2 separate regions of the Homo sapiens genome follow, and region 2 is linked to region 1. A link is a loop called in an ENCODE intact Hi-C map of the cell type or tissue named here. Cell type or tissue: HCT116. All regions are shown on one strand. Links, peaks and the distances in the headings refer to the core of each region. The heading gives the core; the rest is flanking DNA. Region 1 overlaps SHTN1 (shootin 1). Region 2 holds the start of MIR3663HG (MIR3663 host gene).

Region 1 (11,874 bases), core at 1,679-9,678:
CACACGTAAGTGACAAGACCAGGACTTAAACCCATATCTGATTTACATGCCCAAGCTCTTAACCATCTGGCTAAGTTCCTCTACTATTTGCTAGATCTAATGTTTTGTTTTAAACTAATTAGTTTCTCCCTAGTGATAAAAGTAGTTAACAGTAGAAGGGTAAAGGGGAGAAGGGAGACAGTATATTTTATTGAGCACTGTATTAAGCAATTTATATGTTATTCATCAAATCCTCACAACTTTACATGATTGAAAATAATATTGATTTCTATTTACCTGTTATTTCTTTTCCTTAACACTCTACCCAATTTGGCCAGTGAGTGATTCCAAGTATGAAATGTTTTTGTAAACTCTGAAATCTGGCCTACCAATTTTATAATAGAGCTTCACCTTTTCAGATTTTTAACAGCATTTTAAAATTTACATTATAACTTAACTGAAAGCTCTGAACTGCAAAATGATTTGCTAAAGCCCTCATATTAGTTTGTTCAACAACTTCACCCATCATGTAACAGAAAAAGTCAGCAAATAAAACTCAGGACAAAAATATTTTCCATCAACCTCCATGTGGCAAGACCACAGCTTTAATGATTTATACAATCCTTAAGCTCTTGATCAGTATCGACTTCCACATCAAAGTCAAGTCATGAATACAGTATACTAAAACACTAACATTTTCTTCCCAGTATGTCTTCCTATGAAAGGGAAAAAAAGGTCAGAAGCTTTCCTTCTTTGCCTAGGGATTTATGAAAAGCCTACAAAACTACGACAGGGTTCTTCTGCAGAATTAAAACACATTACAAAGTCAAACAGGTAAATAAACAATTGCATATACATGAAACCCACATTCTTCTTCCATTTGTGTGAGAGTGAGAGGTATAGAGACTGCAGTGAGGAAGAGTATGTGCATGTACACTTGGCTGGAGAAGGGTGAGATGCAGCTTCAGCATTCTAAGAAAGAGTAATCAATATTTCATCACAGTATCTTAAACTTCAGACCAGTGATTTAATTAAAATGAATTGTTTTGGGTGACCATTATGATTACAGTAATTTTTTTTTTTTTTTGAGATGGAGTCTCGCTCTGGCACCCAGGCTGGAGTGCAGTGGCACAATCTCGGCTCACTGCAACCTCTGCCTCTCAGGTTCAAGTGATTCTCGTGCCTCAGCCTCCCAAGTAGCTGGGACTACAGGTGCCTGCCACCATGCCTGGCTAATCTGTGTATTTTTAGTAGAGATGGGGTTTCACTATGTTGGCCAGGTTGGTCTTGAACTCCTGGCCTCAATTGATCCCCCCGCCTCGGCCTCCCAAAGTGCTTGGATTACAGACGTGAGCCACCATGCCTGGTCAAAAAATTTAATTATGTTGAAGAAATTTAAAATTTTAATATAGTTATGAAGACAACTGATAGTTTTCTTGTTGAGGGGGATTAAGTTTTTGGTTTTGTTTTTTAAATGAACTAGCGGGAGTTAAGAATGGGGGGTAACTTTCAATTTTTATTTTATACATTTAGAAAATATTTGTATCTTTGTGCAAGGCACACATACTCCTTTTTAATTAAAAATATAAAGTAAATTAACCTTAAAAATTGATTTCTAAGGCTCTAGACTATAAGCTCCAAGAGGGTAGGGCTCACATTTGCTTTCTTCACCACTGGATTCCCAATGTCAGCACAGTGTCTGGCACAGTAAGATGTTTGCTGCATGCCCTAAGTGGTAAGTAAAATGCAAAAGAATGGGACTCTGTTGTTAAACTAAGTTATGTGTCTTTGTGCAGTACTTACCTGTTGAAAACCTGAGAATGCATAAACTTTGTAAAAAGGAAAATATACTAGTTCCAACGTGGTGCTATTTTTTAAAAAAAAGTTTTCTTCTCACTATTGTGTAGATTGAATCTAGATATTGTAAAATTGTTGAGTGCCACTGCAAATATTTATGCTGCCAATAACGTAAGTACCATTGCTCTTGCTTTCTTTCTCTCCTCAAACTTCTACCTTCTCATTCTGGGTTAACATGTCAGCATTATTGTTTCCACCAACCACTAAGACTGAAGACCAGGTGAACAGCAGAGTCAATCATTCATTTTTGTCTTCTTACTGCAACCTTGCTTCTTCCATCTGTCTTCTCTGCTACCACATGGCCTTCAAGTTTTTCTTTGAGCTGCTTTGTATTCTAACATCATTGTGCAAACAACAGATGGAAAACTGAACATGTCTTGAAATGAGACCTGCTATTCAGGTCAAAATCAGCCGACCTTTCCAGTTTTGCAATAAAGGCATCTTCACATTATCCCTGCTTCCCCTCCCCCTCCACTGTTTATTTCACTGCATTATTTATATTGCTCCAACGTTTTCCAGAGAGCTCTGACACACTTCAATTCTTTTTTCTTTCTTCCAAGTAATAAGAGAAAAATATTTACTCACCTTTCATTAAACTCTCTAAATAAAACGAATCATAATATTTCAAATCAGATCTACTTGGCCTAAACCTTCGGTAGAGTTCACTGCTAGCACAGCTATGCTCAAGCACAGAAAGACCCCCACAAAACCATCATTGGATTTTCAAATGTCATTCCCCTAATGCCATGCTTTGTCTTCCTTCTATGCCTTGGATACCTCTACCTAGGACTGTTTTACATTTCCTGAGCTATCTTCCTTCAACCTACAGTATGCACACAAATTCAAACTACACCCACAGGATGGAGATCTCATTGCAGACCAGCTTTTGAGTTTAGCCCATTGGTGAACTCCTCATCCCCCTGGATGAGCCCCAGGGCCATGGAAGACCCAACGACTGCATGTCAACAGGTAAGCCGGAACAAGAGATTCAAAGCTGATCTCTAACATAAGAGGAAGATCAGTAGGCTGGTGAAACGCTGAGATAATGAATGTACTACATGGCAGTGTTCCACAGCCAGTGGAAGAACTTCCTGGCATAATGACAGCACTGCACAATGGCTGAAGAGAAATACTGATACCATAATACTGTTATCTGAGATGGTATATGGAGATACATCCCAGATTTTAAGCCTATTTGAAATGTACAGGCATCTTGTACCCAAGTTGGACTTTCCATCACAAGTCATGGGTTGTCTCCAAATGCAATTCCTTTCCCTTACATAGCATTTTATAGTTTATACAACACTTTTTTTAAATTTTGCCATTAAAATCCACTTGGTCAGGTCTGTATTATTGTCCATTTTACAGATGGTAAAAGTGAAGCCCTGAGAGGCTGAAGAATTGCTCAGAGGTCATACACTACTACAACTAGTAACTGACATGGCCAAAATTTGAGCCCAGATCTTTTGACAATGAACTTGATACTATTCTATATCTGCCTCCCTAAACCAGCAGATCCTTAATTCAAACTGGTAAGTTCTTATTCAACCTCAAGAATTTGTCTGATATGTCGTCTGCAAGGTCCCTTACAAAACAAAAATTCAAAAGGTTTTTACGGCTGGGCACGGTGGCTCACTTTGGGAGCACTTTGGGAGGCCAAGGCGAGCAGATCACGAGATAAGGAGATCAAGACCATCCTGGTCAACATGGTGAAACCCCATCTCTAATAAAAATACAAAAATTAGCTGGGCACGGTGGCGTGTGCCTGTAATCCCAGCTACTCGGGGGGCTGAGGCATGAGAATCGCTTGAATCAGGGAGTCGGAGGTTGCAGTGAGCCGAGATTGCGCCACTGCACTCCAGCCTGGTGACAGAGCGAGACTCTGTCTCAAGAAAAAAAATAAGATTTTTACAAGATACCCACCTCTTGTGCAAATGACTCTGCTTTCTTTCGAAGGTCCTTCTCCAGCTCCAGGTTTACTTGCATCTCCTCATACTCTTCTACAGCTAACATGGACACTTAAGAAGATAAAGGAAAAAAAAAACCCAGACAATAAGTCACACAAATAATCAGGAATATGGATGAAAAACAGTGTTGAAAAGATTTTTCATACCAGCATACAGGTACCCTCATGCATTCCTGGTTGGCATACAAACTGATAAAACCTTTTTGGAGAGCAACTTGGCAACGTGAATCAAAAATCTAAAACTATTCATACACTTTGAATAATCCCACTTCCAGGAATGCATATGCTAAGATTGTAACACATGAGCATATACAGACATTTGGTTGCAAGGATGCTCTCTACCTCATTGCTGATAAAAGTGAAATGACATAATACTCTAACACAGAAGAATGAGTAAATTGTAGTACAAGAAATATTATTCTGCCATCAAAATTATATTGTAGAAGCATACTTAGTAAATGGAAAGACATCTGTGATGTATTTTTAAAAATAGATTGCAAAAATTAGTGCAAAGTGAATTCATTTTTGTTCTTTAAAAGCCACAGATAAAGCACATCAACAGCCATTTCACAGAATAGAAAATATACAAAAGGCCAATAAACATGTGGAAAGATGCTCATCTTCATTAGGAATCAAGGAAATGCAGAGTAAAAACACTTCTTACACCCATCCAAGAGGCAACTGGTAAAAATTTTAAAGCATGGTTTTATTAAATTTGGTATGCAGTGAAAAAAAACTGAAGATAAAATTTGACATTTGGCATGTGTCTTAAAGCAACTCTTGGACATGTGCACCAGATGACATGTCTAACATTTTTTATAACAGCATGACTCAGAATAGCAGAAATATGGAAACAGCCCAAAGTCTACCAATAGGATACTACTTAAAATAATTTTAGTGTAGTCATCTAATGGAATAGTATATAGCAGTGAAAACAAACATACCACAGCTATGCCTGTCCACATGCATGAATCTCACAAACACAAAAAGTTGCAGAAGGTTACAGGAAAAATGATTCCATTTACATAGAGTTCAAAAATATGCAAAATTAAACAATGCTGTTTAGAGATATAGACATATTTGGCAAAACTACAAATAAAAGAAAGGAAATAATAAAAATTCAAGGGAGGGGTAAGAGTAGAGAGGGATGTTCATGGGTTTGTAAGGTACCAGCAAGTATAAAGAGATTCCTTTTACTGGTATTTCCTCTGTCTTCCATATATATATAAATATATATATAAACATATTTAACAAAACATTTAATATGTATATATGTAGAGAGAGTTTTTTTTAAGATTGGAAGAATATACACTAAAATGGTACTAGTGCTTATCTCTGGATTGTAAAGGTTGAGATTTTTTTCTTTCCTTACATGAATCTAAATTTTCCACCAAAAAAAGTATACTACCTGAATATATACATTTTTATGTATAAAAATATATGTATTATATATAATATTAAATGTAAATAAATGTATAAATTATGTATATGTATATACATATGTATAAAATGTAAATATTTTATATATAAATATATAAAATGATTTATATATAAATATATAAAATGATTTATATATAAATATATAAAATGATTTATATATAAATATATAAAATGATTTATATATAAATATATAAAATGATTTATATATAAATATATAAAATGATTTATATATAAATATATAAAATGATTTATATATAAATATATAAAATGATTTATATATATAATATATATATATGTTTTATTTATTTATTTATTTATTTTTTGAGAGATGGAGTCTCACTATGTCTGTCGCCCAGGCTGGAAGGCAGTGGTGCAATCTTGGTTCACTGCAACCTCCGCCTCCTAGGTTCAAGTGATTCTCCTGCCTCAGCCTCCTGAGTAGCTGGGATTACAGGCAGGTGCGTGCCACCATATCTGGCTAATTTTTGTATTTCAGTAGAGACGAGGTTTTACCATGTTGGCCAGGCTGGTCTCAAACTCCTGATCTCAAGTAATCCGCCCACCTCAGCCTCCCAAAGTGCTGGGATTACAGGTGTGAGCCACCGCGCCTGGACATATAAGTTATTTTTAAGTGTTCTCCATATTTACAAAGGAGAGAAACAGCCTTAGATGCATTCAGAACCAAAGAATCAGAGCTTTGTACCAAGGAGTTACTGCAAGACCGAAAGCTTCAAAAGGTCCTGTCAAATAAAAGTAATATAAATTCTTTGCTATTTTCAACATTCAGTGGCCTATTTTGTTAAATAGTGATAATGACAGGACAGAGGGAGTGACGATACCATTAGATATTAGGCACAAGCTGGGCAGACAGCACACTGTCCATCCACTTCTGGTGAGTCACCTCCACCCTGAGCTGAGTCATACCAACAAAATCTTTCAAAAGGCTCTCTTAACAGCTGCCTTCACACACTGCTCCACCAGGGCACTTCAATCCTAACTGACTTAAGGACTGGTTTGCTGCGTAATGACATAGAATTTCAAACTCTGTACTCAATCTACAGCCTCTTCAGATGAAAGACTAATAAGTAAAGCAATAAGAGTGGTGATTTTTTGGTGTGAATTATAGGTCCCTGAGAGCTAAATGATTTTCAAGCCTATTTAAACAAGAAATTTCATGAAGAAAACAAAGAACACTATGACGATCTGAAGCCCAGGCAAGATAATTGACTCTCTTTTCTATGTCCAGAACACTATAATAAAAAGGGAATTTTCACGTGTCCTGGCCCTTCTGACTTGGAATCTGAAAGAAATCAGGTTGGTCCTAGTCAGGTATTTATTTATATAATTTTTCTCTCTTCCTAGACAGGGGACTCTCTGAAGGCAAGATCTACATGATTAATCCTTGCAGAACCCTTTTCCTAGCACAGTGAATCAAGACTGAAAATTCTACACCATTTCTATCTTTAAATACAGAAAGACTTGGAGAAATGTTACAATCCAGCATATTGCCCACATTTAACTACAAGGTCCTTTATTTACAAAAAAAATTCCCAGTTGATGAATCACAAAAAGATTGACAGCTACCACCAATAACAATAGGGAAGGCCCTGGGTCGCAAAGGTTTCCTGTTAGTGTTGCAGCTTCTAAACAAGGAAAGAGAGTGACTGAGGGAAAAAGAGAGAACAGAAAGTATATTAAGTTCTTCTTACCACTTCCAGAATTATTTTTGCAGAACTACACTTTGGCATCACTTCCTTGTCTTAAACTGGGAGATACATGAAACAGCCCCGATGAGAGCTGATGCTGTGTTTTATAACTAGATGGATAAAGTCACTGTTGCCCAAAGTACACAAAGTTTTCTCTGGATATAGCCACTGGAGACACTTCCCTCTCACCAGGAGAGCAGGTCTGCTTTTCCTGATCATTAGGTTCATTTTCATGTGATTCATTTAAATGATCATCAATCTCTTATTGCACTGACTGTCAGACAGCTCAGAACCAGATTTCAAACACACAGGCAGGAAATGTGCAAGACCTCAGAACAAGTATGCACTTTGTATACCAATCTAACTCTTACTTTCCTTTATCCCTTTTTCCACATCCTCTTAATTTAAAATTTCATCACATAATGTTACATGTTTTATGTAGACAGCCTAACCTCTTCTGGATTGAGATTTACTAAATAACCTACCAAACATATAAATGCTGAGGGGAGAGCTAAAAAGGCCATGATCCCTGGATATATGTAAGACAGAAATAGTATTTCGGTTTGAAGTTTCAAAATGAGTGGGTTCCTTGTTCCTCAAGTGAAATCACTTTTAGATGTCCCCAGACTCTAAGTTGGGTAATAAAACAATGGAAATGGGAGAGACACAATGCTAGAAAATCACAATATAGGAGAAGATTTTATTTACAGTCATATTTAGGCACAGGTGTAAAATGACACACAATATATGCAAACAGAACACACCGCATACGTATTTGAGAAAAAAAGACTGGACAGACTTACCTCTATTGCATTTTTCTAAGACTTTTCTCTGTTCAAGAACTTCTGAATTTAAAACAGTCTTTTCTTGTTTAACTTTATTTACCTAAAAATGTGAAATTTTGAGGGGAGAAAACACCAAAAATTGTAAAACAGGACATATGGCAATGTGTGATACTCAATTGCTGTTCAACTTTCAACATGAAGTTACAATTTAAAGCAGAAATTGGTTTCAATGTGTTAGGACTTTTTATTAAAGCTCTTCTTTAAAGCTTCAAGGATAGCTATTTAAGTTAGGATGTATACCTGGTACAGAACTTATTTATATATTCCAGTTGGCACTGGCACCTAAACATAACAGTATGCTAGCCATCCAATGTATATGATACATATTTTTTTAATTAAAAAAAAACAAAGAATATAGAGATGGGGTCTCCTATGTTGCCGAGGCTGGTCTCGAACTCCTGGGCTCAAGCAATCCTCCTGCTTCAGCCTCCCGAAGTGCTGGGATTACAGGCGTGAGCCACCATACCCAGCCATGATTCATATTTTTAATGCAAAAATCCAACTAAAGATCACCCAGAAAATACAAGAATCATTTAGTCAAGATCCGATACTCAATTTTGGTATTCATTTTAAATGTTGATTAGCATTAGGAGATATACCTAATGTAAATGACAAGTTAATGGGTGCAGCACACCAACATGGCACATGTATACATATGTAACAAACCTGCACATTGTGCACATGTGCCCTAGAACTTAAAGTATAATAATTTAAATAAAATACAATAAAATAAAAATGCTGATTATTTTTGACTTAAGTAAGATGAACATGAACTTTTAAAATAAGACTTTGAACTCTGATGACTCTTGGCTTAAATAAAACACATATAAATACTCCCACAAAAATTTAAATTTCTGAAGTAACTTTTGATGTCTATCAACGAAAGAGAATACTATAGAAAAGTTTTTTTAAAAAAAAAGAACATAAAGTAAAGCTACATATATCAAGGTAGAAGATAAATCTCAAATATATTGAATTTAGAAAGCAGGCATGTTTATAATATTTAAAAACACTCAAAATACTATGTATTGTAGTGAACATGTAAATATATGCACTGACATGATAAACACCAAGTTCAGAATAACAGTTGTTTAGGGAAACTGGGCAGGGAGCAAGGAGTATGCAACCAGAAAGAGTTACACCAGGGCTTTCATCACCATGCTAATATTCTGTGAATTAAGTTGGGTAGCAGGTATATGGATGTTCATTAAAAATAATTTTTTTAGAGACAGGGTCTCAGTCTGTCACTCAGGCTGGAGGGTGGTAATACGATCATAGCTCATTGCAGCCTGGAACTCCTGGGTTCAAGCAATCCTCCCACCTCAGCCCTCTGAGTAGCTGGGACTACAGGCACATGCCACCATGCCTGGCTAATATTTTTAAAAATTTTTTTGAGAGACGAGGTCTTGCTAGGAGGTCTTGCTGATCTCCAACTCCTGGGCTCAAGTGATCCTCCTGCCTCGGCCTCCCAAAGTGCTAGGATTACAGGCGTGAGCCACTGAACTCAGCCCCATTATTTTGTTCATTATGCCTTCTCAGATGTCTGAAATAGCCATAATAAAAATAATTGTTGAATTGTCTTCCAATAATACCTCTAAGTGGGAAGCGAGAGAATCATCAGTAAATAATCACAACTGAGGAACAGAGCACACTAAGAAACAAAGATAATGGTCCTGAAAGTGGCTCTGAATCCATCAGCACCTCCAGATAATCTATTAACTGGTTCTTTTAGTGTAGGCTTTATTTTTGGTTTTGGTTTAAATTAGTAACTGGTACACATTGTCCAACGGTAAGGTCCTTTCCAAAATATCATCTTCCTTCTTCCCATTCGTTACAATGTTTTGCCACAATAATAAAAGGAGCTCAGGCTGGGAAGTTGGCAGACACTGCTTTCCAACCTTTTTTACATCATGGCCTCCAAGAAAATGACAATATGTGTGTGCAAACTGAGGTAACTGGATGAGGCTGCTCACTGACAGGATCAATACGTTGGCATGCTCATAAGTCACTTTATCAAGCTGCAGTTGGCACATCAGTTGGGAAGTGCTGGGCTACAGAATCTAAGAACCACTGATACAAATTAAATCCAGAATCAAGACTGTGAAGGCAAATCCTTGAAGCCTCGTGCAAATAAAAGGCAATTGTGAGGGTCTTGTTCTGAAAGACAGTTCAAAAGGAAAAAGAGGCCAGGGCAGCGGCTTGCATTGGTGGTCCCAGCACTTTGGGAGGCCAAGGTGGGAAGATCATTCAAGTCCAGGAGTTCAAGGTAAGCCTGGGAAATACAGGAACCCACATCTCTATAAAAATTTTTAAAAATCAGGCAGGCGTGGTGACGCATGCCTGTACTCTCAGCTATTTGGGAGGCTGAGGCAGGAGGATCATTTGAGCCTGGGAGGTTGAGGCGGCAGTGAGCTGTGATCATGCCACTGCACTCCAGCCTGAGTGTGACAGAGTTAGGTCTTGTCTCAAACAAAACAAAACACCAGAAAAGAAAGATTCTGTAAACAACCACTTGAACCCATCCTACCACCTATCATAAATGCCTGTGTTGGAGATGCACAGAGGGACAGTCCTTCCCAATTGAACCAGTCATTCACCGGAAAAGCAAAACATGCTCTTCTTTCTCTACCAGCAGCAATAAAATATATGACTTGAAATAGTAGCTACTATTCTTACAAATTTGCCTTACATAGCAAAAACTGGGGGAACAACAGGAAACATGTCCATGCTATTTCAGAATTTTATTTATTAAGCTAGCTAGTGGGTACATGAATCTTCATCATCTTATTTCCTCTACCTTTTTTTATGTCTGAAATTGAGGAGAGAAGATTAAAATTGGTACATGGTTCTCATGTTAGAAATTGGCTTATAATATTAAGTTCTTAACTTAGCAAATCCCCAAACACCTTGAAAATGCTAAAGCCCTTGCCTTTCAGGCCTGAGATACATACTTCTTCAATTACTTCTACGAGTTTGCTCTTGAGATTTTCCAGCTCAATGGCTAAAATCTTCTTTTCCTCCTGAACAGATACAATTTGATCTCGAAGTTCTGCATTTTTAAAGAAAAAAAATATATAAATAAACTTATTTTTAAAATAAGAAATCAATCTGGTCAAAAGAATTGAAAATGCCAGTCCATGTGCAGCTTATGGTCAAGATTATTTAACAATTAAAAAGAAATGAAGAACCAAAGGACAATGAGAATCTCATTTGCGTGGCCCTCCCCAAAATAGCCATGGATATTAACAATTTTATATCAGGCAACCTCACTACATTAAATGTACCAGATCATGTTTTCTTTGCATTCTATCAAAACCACATTCTAGAAAACTATCTAGCATTTTGGAAGTAAAATTTTTTAAGTTTTCAGCAAAACAAATTAAGGTGTAGTACTAATTTCTTTTTTATTTCATAATGCCATGGGCTGTTATCACAATAAAATATAAACAATTGGGATGTTAATAATTTGGATATTTTGATTAGAAGTAAAAGATCCTGACTTGCTGCCAATTTATAGTCCTTAGACATTATTTGAACTGATTCAAAATATAACTATTTGAAAGAAGGGTTAATTCTAGTAATTTTCTCTCTAGAGTCATGGGTGTTTTGTTTTTAAATTTATTTCATAGTTTTATTATTAGGATTCAATGAAAAGTGTGTCACTAGAATGAGAGTATTATCAACTGTAAGCGCAAAAGCTTCTGGTGTTAAAGTTACTTCTGTCACTCAAATGTTTGAAAATACACATAGATTAGCACAGACTACTCAAATTCATATTCTGGCCTACTGTTTTGTCACTTAGGTTTTAACTGCCTTTAATTTCTTACTGTTTTCCAAGTGCAATAAAGAATATGTTATGTGGTTATTTGTAAATTAAATCAAACTTTTTACATAAACTCAGCTTGGAGAAGTTCTCAGAGACTTATTTCTGAATCACTTTCTCCATTTGCTGGCTAATCCAGAAAGAAGAACATGAAACCATATTGTTCAAGCTCGAACAGAAAGGAGAATAATGAGCAAAGGGAACTCCTTTAAACTTCCTCTCCCTCCCTACCAACATGAATTCTATTTTGTGTTAGCT
Region 2 (11,874 bases), core at 2,143-10,142, 220 kb after region 1:
AATGAAGCCAATAATCCATTCATTTGACACAGAAAGTCAGCACTTTCCGATCTTTCTCCTTTTTTCCCTTGCAAGATAATATAATATGTAGAGACTGTCTAATGTGTCTCTCAAAACAAGATTTAAATCAGAGATCAAAAGTGGGTAGTGATTTAAAATTCTAAATTTTGGAAAAATAGCAACTATCCTTTCATTTTTGAAACAAAAATAAATGAAAATTCAGGGCCAAAGTCGTCCTTCTGCCAACTGGAGCTTCTGTAGAACACACAGCTCAGACTCTACCACACAGATGGAAAATAGTCCGAATGCATGCTGGCAGTATTCTTTCATTCCACGAACTTCTACAGTTTCCTTTAAAGCAGCATGGCATTCAAAAGTTGAGGTCCAATTCATCTTTGCTGTTAATGAGGCATTTTACAAGTGTATTTTTTTTTCTTGGGAAAAAATTTTGAATTGGGTAAAACAAATGGCAAGTGGATATTTAAAAACAAAAACAAAAACAAAAACAAAAACAAAAAACACCTCCTTACTTGGACTGGTGATTGACTTGCTTAGAATTCTCTGGGCCAGCATTTCATTTCCTGATGGCTGCCATTTCCCCTCCCATTCCAAGTTCTCTCTACTTGGGGCTGACACAGGACGTGGAAATACTAATATGGCTGCTGGGACTCCTTTCGTGTATTTCAGCAAGAGAATTATTTCGTATCAGTGCTCAGTGTCTCTCCAACTTTTCCATTTCCTCTAAGGTCAGGTTTCCCTACAAAGAAGAACGCCATATCGATTGTTAGTAACAGGAACTAAGCATTTGGGGGCCAGACACACAACTTTTCTGTTTCATGGTGTCACTGGCAGAAGAGGATCCTGGCCTGAATACACATTGGAAAGAGGCAATTTATATTTTTATTACAGTCATTAATCTGATATTTCTAATTTAAAAACATTCATTTGGAAAAAACTCAATGATGAGACAAAACAGTGTTTTTGCCCTGTTACCTGTATGTAATTATCTCAGTTTTCTCCCTCACCTTTGTGGCTTGATGAGGATTCCCTGGTTAAACGCAACTCCAGTACGTAATAAAGGGCATCAGTTACTTTTGAAGGTGCTTTGGCAATGTGGTCACTAATGTAAGTAACCATCACAGAAACCTCAAGTCGAGAGAATAAATGGGAGAATAATAAGCAGAGAGAACTAGCATAGGGAAAAAGTTAAGGGGGGGAGGTAAAAATTTGGTGGAAACAGAAAAACTCTTTAATGTGGATGCTAAGGAACAAGATCAAAGTATAAGAATTTGGATTAGGCAGGATCAGTTCAAGTTGTTAATAAAAATATGTGGGAAGAAACGAAAGCAAACAGTTCTCGGATCAGTCTCCAGGTATTCAGGGCTGGCCAAACACAACGAGAAGTGGAAAAGGGGTGATAATTAGTAACAAATATGAAGGTGTGTAGACACTTTGGGCAATTCCGATCTTAACGCCTCCTCTTCCTCAATATCACAGTGCTTCATGCAAAACAAGGGACTGCTTAGAATTCTGTCTTCAGCCTTCATGAATCTGGTCAGGAGTTTCTGCATCTTCCTTACCTTGTCAGCATGCTCAAAATATTTAATGCGATGACCTCTCACTCAGTAGGCATGGGATGCCTAAACCTGTATCATTTCAGCCTTTGCCCTAAAGCAGAGTTCTTCAGTAATGCAAAATTTCCTATATGAGAACTTCTGCTTCAACAACAGTAAGGTCCCAGGCACACAAGGAAATGCCCAATGCAAAGAATCTGGCAGGAAAATGAATGGTTGTGAAGATTGGGCTCCAACTCCTTTTAAAAAAGAGTTCCAGGAACATGTTTACTGTGTAATTTTGCCATGAGAAAGTTCATGGGAACCATTTTCAAGTCTCAGGAAAGTCTATTTGGTAAGGTAGGAAGTTTGCAAGTTCAGAGACTATTTTTTTTTAAAGAAACAAATTTCAATCACTTTAATAAACACTTTAAAAGCAATTTATGATAACTGTAGCCTTCCAATGACTAGGGCTACACTGAACTTTCCAAGCCGAAACATTCATCCTTGTATTCAGGAAAAGTCCTCTCAACAATTTGGAAAAATATTAAAAATATGAAAGCAATTGAAAAATCACTTTCACCTGTGCAATATCCTTCTTTCATGAATGTCTCCAATTACATAGCTAGGGTTACAGATTTTCACAAACACAGTTTCATTTTTGATAGTTATGTAGCTGTAATTTCAGGCCATTTCACTCTATTGAAAGGTACGGGGGCTGCCTTTGCCCTCTCTTCCTCCTGTCGCTTAAACCATCCAAGAAAACATCAAGAAATTAAATAAGAAGGGAAAACAAGAGGTAGAGATCGTATTCAAAAGACTGGAGTCCACCACATGAGAAGAATCAAGTTTGTAACCGCTGGGGTTACCTCCCTGCTCTGTCTTCCATCTGGGCAATGGGCTAACATCCCCGGGCTGGGGGTGTCTGAGGAGGATGAAGACATCCTCAGCGCTGCAGAGGTGCTAAGAAAACAGCCAGCTGTCTCCTGACTTAGAATTTTTGAAAGCTTTCGGGCCTCTCTGAGAAAGCCGTTCCAAATCCACCCCGTATCAATTTGCCTTCTAGAAGCGGCAGGATAAGCACACGGGTTTGGGCAGTGCTCACATTTTGGGTTTATTGGCTTGATGGGGTTGTTTGGGGCGCTCTCAGTTACAAACTGCAGAAGAGTGGGGGCGGGGGACAGGATGGGGAGGAAAGGGTGGGCGAAGGAGCCGAGAGTAAGACAAGCCGAAGGGTGGAAACTGCGGGAGGGAGAGGAAACGCCGAAGGCGATGTAGAGTCCTGCGAGGGACCGGGAGAGGTAGGGAGGGATCCGAGCCGCAGTCCTGAGGGAGAGCGACCGCGCGCCCCGCAGCCGAGCTGGGTCCCTTCGCCCCGCCCGGAATCCCGGCCCCCGCCCGCCCCACGCAAGTCCCCGTGCCCCCTCCGGGAGGTGGGAGTCGCCGGGACTCTGCGCTCCGCCAGCCTCCGTCTGCTGGCCGGGTCCGGGATCCGCACCCGGAGAGGCTGAACCGAGGCTGAACCGAGGCGGACGCAGCCCCGGGTCGGTGGCTCGCCTGGCCGGGTGGGGTGGGAGCGATTTTCTGGCGGTGGCGTTTGCAGGAGGGGAGGAGACAGCGCCACCCAGGGCCTCCCCGAGCACTGCCGGCCAGGCCGGGCTCGGGGGCCGGAGTGAGGGTGCAGGTGGGGCTCCGGGTTCTGCTTCTTGAAGGCGGCGGCGGGGCGAGAAATGCAACCGCGTGGGCCCCGCCTGCTCCCCCCGGTCCTGTCTTTCCTCGACGCTCGGGAGGCGTCCCGCAGCCCCCTAGTCGCGATGCTCTCAGGTCCCCGGCGTGGACCAGCACGTGGGCCCGGGAGTCGAGTGGGGACGAAGGCATGTTGGCCGCCTCAACTTCCTGCGCCGACGGCTGGGGACGCGGAGAACCCTCTCCGAGCTGGGGTCCCCGCCTGCTGGGCAACCTCACCTCAACGTCTGGCCTGGCCTGGGGCCGCTTGGACTCGGCAGCGGCTGCACTCCTACAGAGCCCAGACGCGCCTTCTCGCTTTTTCCTTTCTGGGCCGGGGCCCTAAACTCCCGGAACTCGCCGCAAGAGGAGCGTTGAAAACAAAAGGGACAGCCCAAGCTGTCCCGCCCGCTGCGCCCGAGGAGCATCCCCTTGGCGCTGCAGGCTGTCGCCTCCCCCAGCACCTGGCGGGGCGGGTGCCAGGCTGGGCCTCTAGACGGTTTCACCGCTGCTTATCATTTCTCCTTCATTTTGCAGGGGCAGGGGAGCTGCCCCTCCCTTCGGAGAAAGGCCGCGCCTGCACCCAAAGGTAACCCTCGGGTGACCCCGGGAGCGGGGCTGTCTGGCCTTGGTGCGAGACCCCGGGCGGGGGGTCAGAGGTTTCTGTTGCATCAGAGAAACACGGCAGCGTCAAAAAGAAAAAGCTTCCAGTGGGTCTGGGCCTAAAGCTATTTTTATTTAAGTCTCAAATTGTCTAGTTTGCCATTTTGCTTCTATTTTTTAAAAAATTATTTCTCAGTGGCATGGGGGAGGGGAGATCAAAGGTGACGGATGGGTATCTCTATGTTGGTGTCAAGTATGCCTTCATGTCTGTCGTTTCTTCAGCAGTTGTCCCAGTACCGTCCACATAAAGTATCTTCTTCCAAGGACCCGTTGCAATAAAACGGGATATTTCTATTTGGACCGTTCTATGTCAAAGAAGGTTGGCAGCAGCGCCAGGCTTACCCATGATTAAAGGGGGACATTTCCTACAATAAGGTAGAGTCAATGCAGAACCCACAAGCTCATTGATTTCCATCCCTGTGTCGTCAGCTTGTTCACTTTCTCCTAAGATTATGACAATAGTAGTAATAATAATAACCAGGACACAAATAACTCTTGAGAGGTCACTTGTAACTACCTCTTCTTGGAGGTGAGAAACACACACATGCATACACACATACACCCCTGTGGACTTATGGTTTATTTTTGTCAGAGGAACTTAGAATTGCCTGAGGTGGTGTGTGTGTGTGTGTGTGTTTTTTTTTTTTAATGATTTATTTACAGACTTGCTAATGCCTCCGCAGAAATCCTGTTTATCAGCCCAATAGTTGTGACAGGGTTAGAAAACCAGTTTAAACTGTTAATCGGCCAGAAAAAGGGCCCTAGATTGATGCCTTTCACTTACCTTTGAAAGGCTATAAAAGCAACGCCATACATTGGGATGAAATTAGACAGCGACAAAATCATTACCTTGACTTCCCACAATAAAGACAACCTTAAAAGGGGGCTATTGATGGTTTCAAATTACATAACGGTGGTTTATATGTTCTTCCTCTGCGCTCACAGAAAGCAATTTTAAAGTGTGAATTCTTCAAAGAACGGGCAAAGCATTCACACACAGACATGCGTTTTTATTTTATGTATTGCAAAGCGCTATGAGAGAGAGAGAGAGAAACCAAAAACAAAAATCCCAGCAAAAGGAGGCCGAGTCCAAAGAGAATATGTCCGGTTTCTATTTCACCAAGCTCCTGGACTCACATTTGGCCCCGGAGCCGAGTGCTCGGTCTCTTTCCCCGGGACGGGACAGGGAGTGGAGTTCCTAGCCCCTTGGGTGGGAAAAGCCCCGCGCACGTCACCGGGTCCCGTCTGCTCACTGCTTCTGCATATTTTAAGCCTGGACACAGCCTCCTTTAGGATAGAAAGGCATTTCCCAAACAACACCGATTCTGGGGGTGTAGTGGGCCTGGCGCTGGGTCCTGGAGAGAAGGTTCAGCCCCCCTTCTCATCCCTGTACTTTGGGGATGGCTCGTACTTGGACAGGGGTGGGCCTCCGCCTTCTCCGCCTTCTATCGGACCTTTCTTCGGATGGATTTCTACGTAAACTCGGAAGGCGATCAAATGCAGGCGGCCAACCTCCAGCGCTTTTTTTTTTCCTCTCAAAGGCGGCGCCTGCATTTTTGGGGGCTCCAGCCCAGGCTGAGAAAGTCCCCTCAAACCTCTACTCTGAGGTTGCTCACACGGCCTGCAAAAACCCGACGGGGCACCCCGCCACCCCACCTTACGTTTCCCTAGGGCCAAGTCAGTGGTCAAAAACCAACCCGGTGGTAGCTGCCTTTACCAAGGAAAGACAGCCAGGACGCCCGCACCGACGGCAACGCGCGGACAGAGAGGACCGTGCCCTCTTTCGCATGTTACGGGGCGAGGGGGCTGTTGGCGTCAGGAGCGCCCTGGGAGGAACTTCGTAGCGGATTCGAGAGACAGAGGGAATTCAGCAAACTTGCTGCCCCGGGCTGCCGGCTGGAGCCCGGCAGATTCGCTGCGCAGCACTGCCCCCTGGTATCCAGCGCCGAAAGTGCCCCCCTCCGCAGCTGCAAGGCTCCTCCCTGGGCTGCGCGGGACAGATTTTTTCTCCTTTCCTGGCTACACGCCTAACAGAGAAGCTATCCCGAGGGACCTCAAGAAGTCCCCCCAAGCCGTACTCAAAAGCCTTTCTCCCTCCTCCTCAAGCGCTCACTTCCCCAAAGAGGACCCGGACCCCTGACTGCCTGAGCCAGGTCCCCAGCATGGTCCGCAACCCTTCTCGACTCCGGCATCCACCTCCAGGCTGACGTCTACCCGGGAGGGGGCTGGGGACCCAAGGAGACTTCGACTACAGGCCCAGGCGAACGGAAGGAAGAGGCTTGCGTTCAGAGAGACACGTTTGGAGCTGGGACTGTTCATTCTTTAAGGAACACCAGCTTCCAGGGCATCTTTCGTTGGCACCTTGGCTTTCCAGAGAAGAAAGGAAGTGGGTATCAGGGCCAGCCCCTCCTCGCACCCCAGGCTGGAGAGGTGCCGAGGTGCTTAGTCACTCAGTCCAAGGGCACCTGAGAGATGGGGGCAAACTTGGCAGGAGCTTGAGCACGGAGGCGTGATCCGCGGGGGGCGCAGGCAGGGCGGGGCCCAGAGCCCCCTTCCGCCAGCCCAGCCTGCCCCTTCCAACCCAACTTGTCTGGCACTGGCTTCTACGGGTGCCGAGAAGACTGCTGTCGTGGGCACAGGGTCCTCGACCCCAGGACGTGCGTGGCCTTTCCCACCCCAACCGGATGGTTTGTCCCAGGCTTTGAGACTGAGCTTGATAGAGAGGTAGGAAGGAAGCGGCGCCAGCTCCGGAGCCAGAGTGGGTTGGAGTCCCAGCTTGGCCACCCTCTAGCTGTGTGACCTTGAGTGAGTTACTTCGCCTCTCTGAGCACCAGTTTCTTTGTTTTTTTTTTTTTCAGGAATGGTGTGAGGATTGAGGTAATGTCCTTAGGATGCCCACATGTGTTCAGTCAAGGTCGGTCGTGATGGTTGCCGGCGTCCGCTGCAGGAAAGGCCCCCAGGAATCAGCTTGTAGGGTGGGCGCCAGCCGGTACTGCACAGGGGCATCGCGGCCTCCGGTTTTAGAAGGGGCAGAAACAGCGCAGTGTCCTCAGCCCTGAGGGCTGAGTGTTGGAGGTCCCGACGCTCCTGGGTTCTCTTCTGCCCGGGTGCAGACTACAGCAGGTGCGCAGGGCTTCGCACACCTCTGCTGTGGGAAGTGAGTCATCTTCGCTTATGATTGCATCTGGCCAGGCCAGCTACGAGAACACTGGGCCTCACAGCTGCCACGTATCCAGCCTTAACCTGTGCCAGGCACTGTGCTAAGAGCTATGCACCCACAATCCCACTTCTTCACAACAGCCTCGACCGAAGTAGATGTTTAAGTTTTTAAATTTCCATTTTACAGAGCAGGAAACAGACTCAGAGAGGTTAACTTCCCCCAAGATCACACAGCTGGTAAGTTGGAGAGCGGGGACTTGAACTGAATCTTCCTTGGAGGCCAAGCTCTGAACCACTAAGTTGGGTGGCATTAGAGAGCCAAGCTCTCGCCCTTCGGTTTCCATTCACGCTACCCTCTCTGAGCCGCAATTCTCTCTCCTGCGTTGGCACTGGCAGAAGTTGAGACACGCTCCCAGGAATCGCGGGCCGTGGCGCGTACTTCCACGCACCCCAGCTAGTTCCAGAGACTCAGCTTGTTCTGAGATCCTCTTGTCGAGCCCCCTTGGTCCCGGCGCCCGGCCTGTGTGGTGCTCAGATCAGACTTATCCACCCGAGCACCACGCAGACCAGCGCCTGGACCAAGGTCCCGGGAAGGAAGCCCTCCTCCCCTTCTCCTGTGGCTTAGCTCAGCGATCAGGGAGGAGCCAGTTAAGAAGTCACAGTCGAAGCCATGACTGCTGTGTCCCGGGGAGGCAGTGGAAGGCGAGGAGCACGGAGCGGGGATACCGCCGGACAACCCCTCCCCGCCGCCCCGTCGGCGTCCTCGCTGCGCAGGGGCTCCCTTGCTGCCCCAATCTAAAAGGAAGCCGTCGCGGCCCAGGGCACGGTAACTAAAAGGCCGTCGGGGAGGGAGACGGGAATGAGTGGGCTTGGACTTGAGGTTTCCGAGCCAGCTGCTCCCTAGAGCCGTTCCTGAGCTCGTCAGCCAGCACGTATTTAATGAATGGCCACTGGGTGCTAGGCCTTGCACGCAACCCTTTCGTCCTCCCCCGGGGCTGAGCCGAGGGTGACCCAACACTAGTCGGAACGAGCCTGGAGACATGGCGCCGGGGCTGCGCTCTGCAGGCCTGGCCTGGTCGCTCTCCACGCACCCCTCTCTCTGTAGCTGCCGCCCCGCCCGGCTCTGCCTGTGGGCGCCCCCTGGCGGCAGGAAGCCGAGCGCGCACCACGCCCTCGGGGCTCCATCCCCACTCACCCCGGCGCCTCTAGCCGCTCCACCCGCACCCCCAGTTCGCGCTGCGGCGGCCAGCCTCTTCCCCGACGGCCGACCGAATGTCCCTCAGAGCTTTCCGTGACCGGCCAGGGCGCGTGGCTGTCCGGAGCCCCTCCACGTTCCCCAGCAGCAGGCCCGGCTCTCTCTGATCAGCGAGCGCGGATGCCGGTCTCCTCCCTCCCTCTGCCGGGCTCCAGCCCGACGCCAGGCCGCTGGGGGCAAGCGCTGTGCTTTGGAAGAGGAGAAAAGCCCCAAATAAACAAAAACCCAAAGCCCATTCAAGTTCAGGGGTGGAGAACTGTTGGCATCTGAATTTTAAAAAGATCGCCGGGACTCCCAACCACCACCAAACACCCTCTTGTCCACCCCCCCCCGCCCCCGACACCATCCCACCCCACACACCCCACGCCCGCGTCCCGTGAACCGAACCGCCAATGCGCCGCAACCTTCTCGGCAGTCACACCTGTGTCCCCGATGCCATCTGCCCACGTCTGTGTGTGAAGCAAACCCCGCTGGCAGACGGGATGGAGAGAGATGGCTCCTCCAAACCAGAATTAGGAGGAAAACCCCGCTGAGGGCGTTTCAAAAACCCAACAGGCGAGCGGGGAAACCTGCATTGTCAGACCTGCTGGGCCCTGAGTTCTAGCCCCATGCACCGCGCCGAGCTAATTCTCCCGGCGACTCTCTGAGGGGTTATTACCACGTAATAATTGATGAGGACACTAAGGGCTAAGAGGAGTCAATTAACTTGTCCCTAGTTACAGAGTTGGAAGTCAGGGATGGATCTTAACTGGTGGGGCTGTTCCGAGGGCCTGTGAGAGACTGGGTTTCAGCCCAGAGCCCAACACAGCGCCGGTAGAGAAAGTATCGGGTACATTTTTGCCTGCTAATCCGGCGGTAGGAAGTCAATTACATCTTTGATGACTCAGATTTTTGAAACAGCCCCATACAACTTCCAATTACGGGGGCAAATATAATTGTGAAAGTCTATGGGATTTGGAGATGAAGGAGTAGGCCATCAAAACATAACCCAGAACTTAACTTGTTTTGGAAAAAAACATTTTATGGAAAATTTCCAACATATAGGAAAGAAAAGAGAATATTATAGTGAACTCCCATGCACCTGTCCCCAACCTCCAAATAACGAAGGCAAATCTATTTTATGGTCAATCTATTTCCTCCCCTCCTTCCCACGGACTCTGCCTCCCCAGCTGTCAAAACCTACACACACACTGCTTCCCCTATTCACACAGATTATTTGGAAGTAAAACCTGGACCTTGCCACACTTAATCTGCAAGCATTTCAGCATGTACTGTCAAGAGATGACCACATTACCAAAACTACAATAGCATCAACACAACCACAATACCAAGATATACCCACAAACTTCACATTCCTAAACACCCTGGAGTATCCAGCTGGCTGAAGCTTTATTTTAACCACAATTCCTGGCTAGAGCTTGGTTTTCACTGAGTTTCAGCTCTAGGGCCAGAATGACCTGGGTTTGGATCTTGATTTTTTTTTTTCTTTTCACTTATTAGCTGAATGACTCGGGGGCATGACTTACCTTCTCTCTGAGTGTCAGTTTAGTGCAATCTCACATGGTTGTTACAAAGATAAAAAAACAAAACAATGCATGTAAAGAGTTTGGCATAAGCCAGGGAATAGTATCTGTTATTTCTCCTAAAGCTGGACTTCGGTGAGATTTTAGCTAACGAAGGCTTGAAAATTAGGTTTGAGTTGGGGCATCAGAAGTTTTCACGTTGCATGGAGGGTAAGACTAGAGCCAGGGATGCACCACCACACCCAGTGATCATTCATGAGTTCACCCCTCCCAGGATTAACAACTGAACTCTCAGTGATGTCTTATCTTATAAGGCTCTAGTCTTATCCTCCATGCAATGTGAAACCTTTTCAGGTTCTCCAAGGATCCTCCTAGGTCCGACAGTCATCGTGGGCTTTTCTTGGGGGCAGTGCTGGTCTTTCTCCCCTGTATTCCTGCCTCTAGCATGCGGCTGGGCACACGGGGTCAGTGCTGTCTGCTGAAAGAATGGTTGATGACATCATCCCATCACGTGGCCTTTGCATAGCCAATTCCTTCTGCCTGAGACATTTATGCCTTTTCCCTTAGCTTAATTAACCCTCTCTGAATGGGTCAAATTCCCCTGGCATATGCTCTCAGAGGACCTCAGTGCACTTTCTCTTCAGAGGGTTTATCACTGGTTAAAACGTTAGATTTATTTGTTACTTATTTGTGTGATTACCAGATAGTCTTTCTTCTGTTCTAAACTTCATGAGGGCAGGAATCATGGCTGTTTTCTCATCATTGTATCTTTAGCACTTAATGCAATGGCTAATTGTTGAATGCAAGTGGTTTTTATGGTAGGGGGGAGTAGCTAGATTCAGAAACTGGTTTAACCCTAACCCTCACCCTAATCAGCAGTCATAGTAGCCAATTCACAATGCACTATTTCAATATGTTGTATAGGAAATTAATCTCCAGGCAAACTATTGCGCTACCAGGCAAACTATTCTGGAGGTAATACAATAGAAAGATCTAGTTAAGATACTTGAATCATACAGATTGTTGAATAAATTTTAAACACACAATGAGAAGCAAGAGGAAAGAGATGGGGTAGGTTAACACATATACCACAGAAGCAGGTGGGAAGTCCCCTTCCTGAATCCTGGGCCATTTAATATGCAATGTTCACATATTGCCTCCCACCCATATCCCTCCCACCCATATTAACTTTCTTTCTTAATGATGTGGTTACAAGGACCATAATTGAGGATGAGTGAAGGGACCCAACAGAAAGAAGGTGCCCGAGGCAACGATACACGCTTTTGCTATTGGAGAGCCAGGGGCAAGTTCTCCTGGCCACAGCAGGAGCATCCATTAGCCTCCTGAACAGCTCTCTCTGTTTATCTGTGCTTCTTGGGCAGAACACAACTGGGACCATAATGGGTGTCACCGATGGATGAGTGGCTGATTTTGGGAATCAGATAGCTGTCAGCCCTGATGTAGCATGAATGTATCTTACAACTTGGTCTTTTAATGTCTCTCTATTGGTCCATAGCACTCTGGTTTGTTCTATTATATGTTCCACTTATTGTATCTGTCTTCAACATCTCCCACAGGTTATTGATTTACTCATTATCCATGTGAATTCTGTGAGTTCTTCCTGAGTCTCACAGCTCCATCTTATTCATCCCCTCTTCTACTTAACACATACTATGAATTTTGCTTACGTCTTATAATCTACGGACTTGCTTGCTCTCCACATCTCATACTTATTATGAATGTATCCATTTGCTTTTCTTACCTTCTGAAGATTCCCAAATAAAACAGTACACAGGCACTACACAACACATTTATTAAATGCCTACTGTGTGCTAAGCATCATACTAGGCATCGGTAATCCCGACAGGATTCCTCTGAAACTTTCCATCTAGTGGAAAGACAGTTAACTAATCCCCCAGTCCTGTGAAATGATCCACTGTGTCAAGTGCCAGGCAGGGCTGGGGGAGATCTCTGCTGTCCCAGGAATGTGGAAGTG

The links. Peaks named below come from ENCODE experiments on the same cell type or tissue, not always from the same donor. Only the 100,000 strongest peaks of a DNase experiment are listed, where the experiment ranks them.
Region 2: it touches region 1 in a loop (6-fold over the local background); 5 of 110 quality-filtered maps call a loop at or near these places.

Annotation. Positions count from the first base shown.
Region 1 is chr10:116,941,165-116,953,038 of GRCh38, forward strand. It overlaps SHTN1 (shootin 1), which reads right to left. Exons shown (of 17, transcript NM_001127211.3): 6 at 10,745-10,842; 7 at 7,752-7,833; 8 at 3,760-3,854. Among named protein-coding and RNA genes, the nearest start is that of SHTN1, 58 kb to the right of the region's middle. In HCT116, for the core only: a CTCF peak has its summit at 6,247; DNase peaks (open chromatin) are centred at 6,177 and 6,837; H3K4me3 peaks cover 1,356 bases; H3K27ac peaks cover 2,143 bases.
Region 2 is chr10:117,160,084-117,171,957 of GRCh38, forward strand. It overlaps MIR3663HG (MIR3663 host gene), which reads right to left and starts at 8,972. Exons shown (of 3, transcript NR_121651.1): 1 at 8,777-8,972; 2 at 531-757. MIR3663 (microRNA 3663) reads right to left here and starts at 7,691; the gene lies at 7,595-7,691. RefSeq lists enhancers at 1-33, 5,510-6,064. In HCT116, for the core only: CTCF peaks have their summits at 5,895, 8,246 (motif pointing left) and 8,447; DNase peaks (open chromatin) are centred at 5,868 and 8,195; H3K4me3 peaks cover 1,392 bases; H3K27me3 peaks cover 103 bases.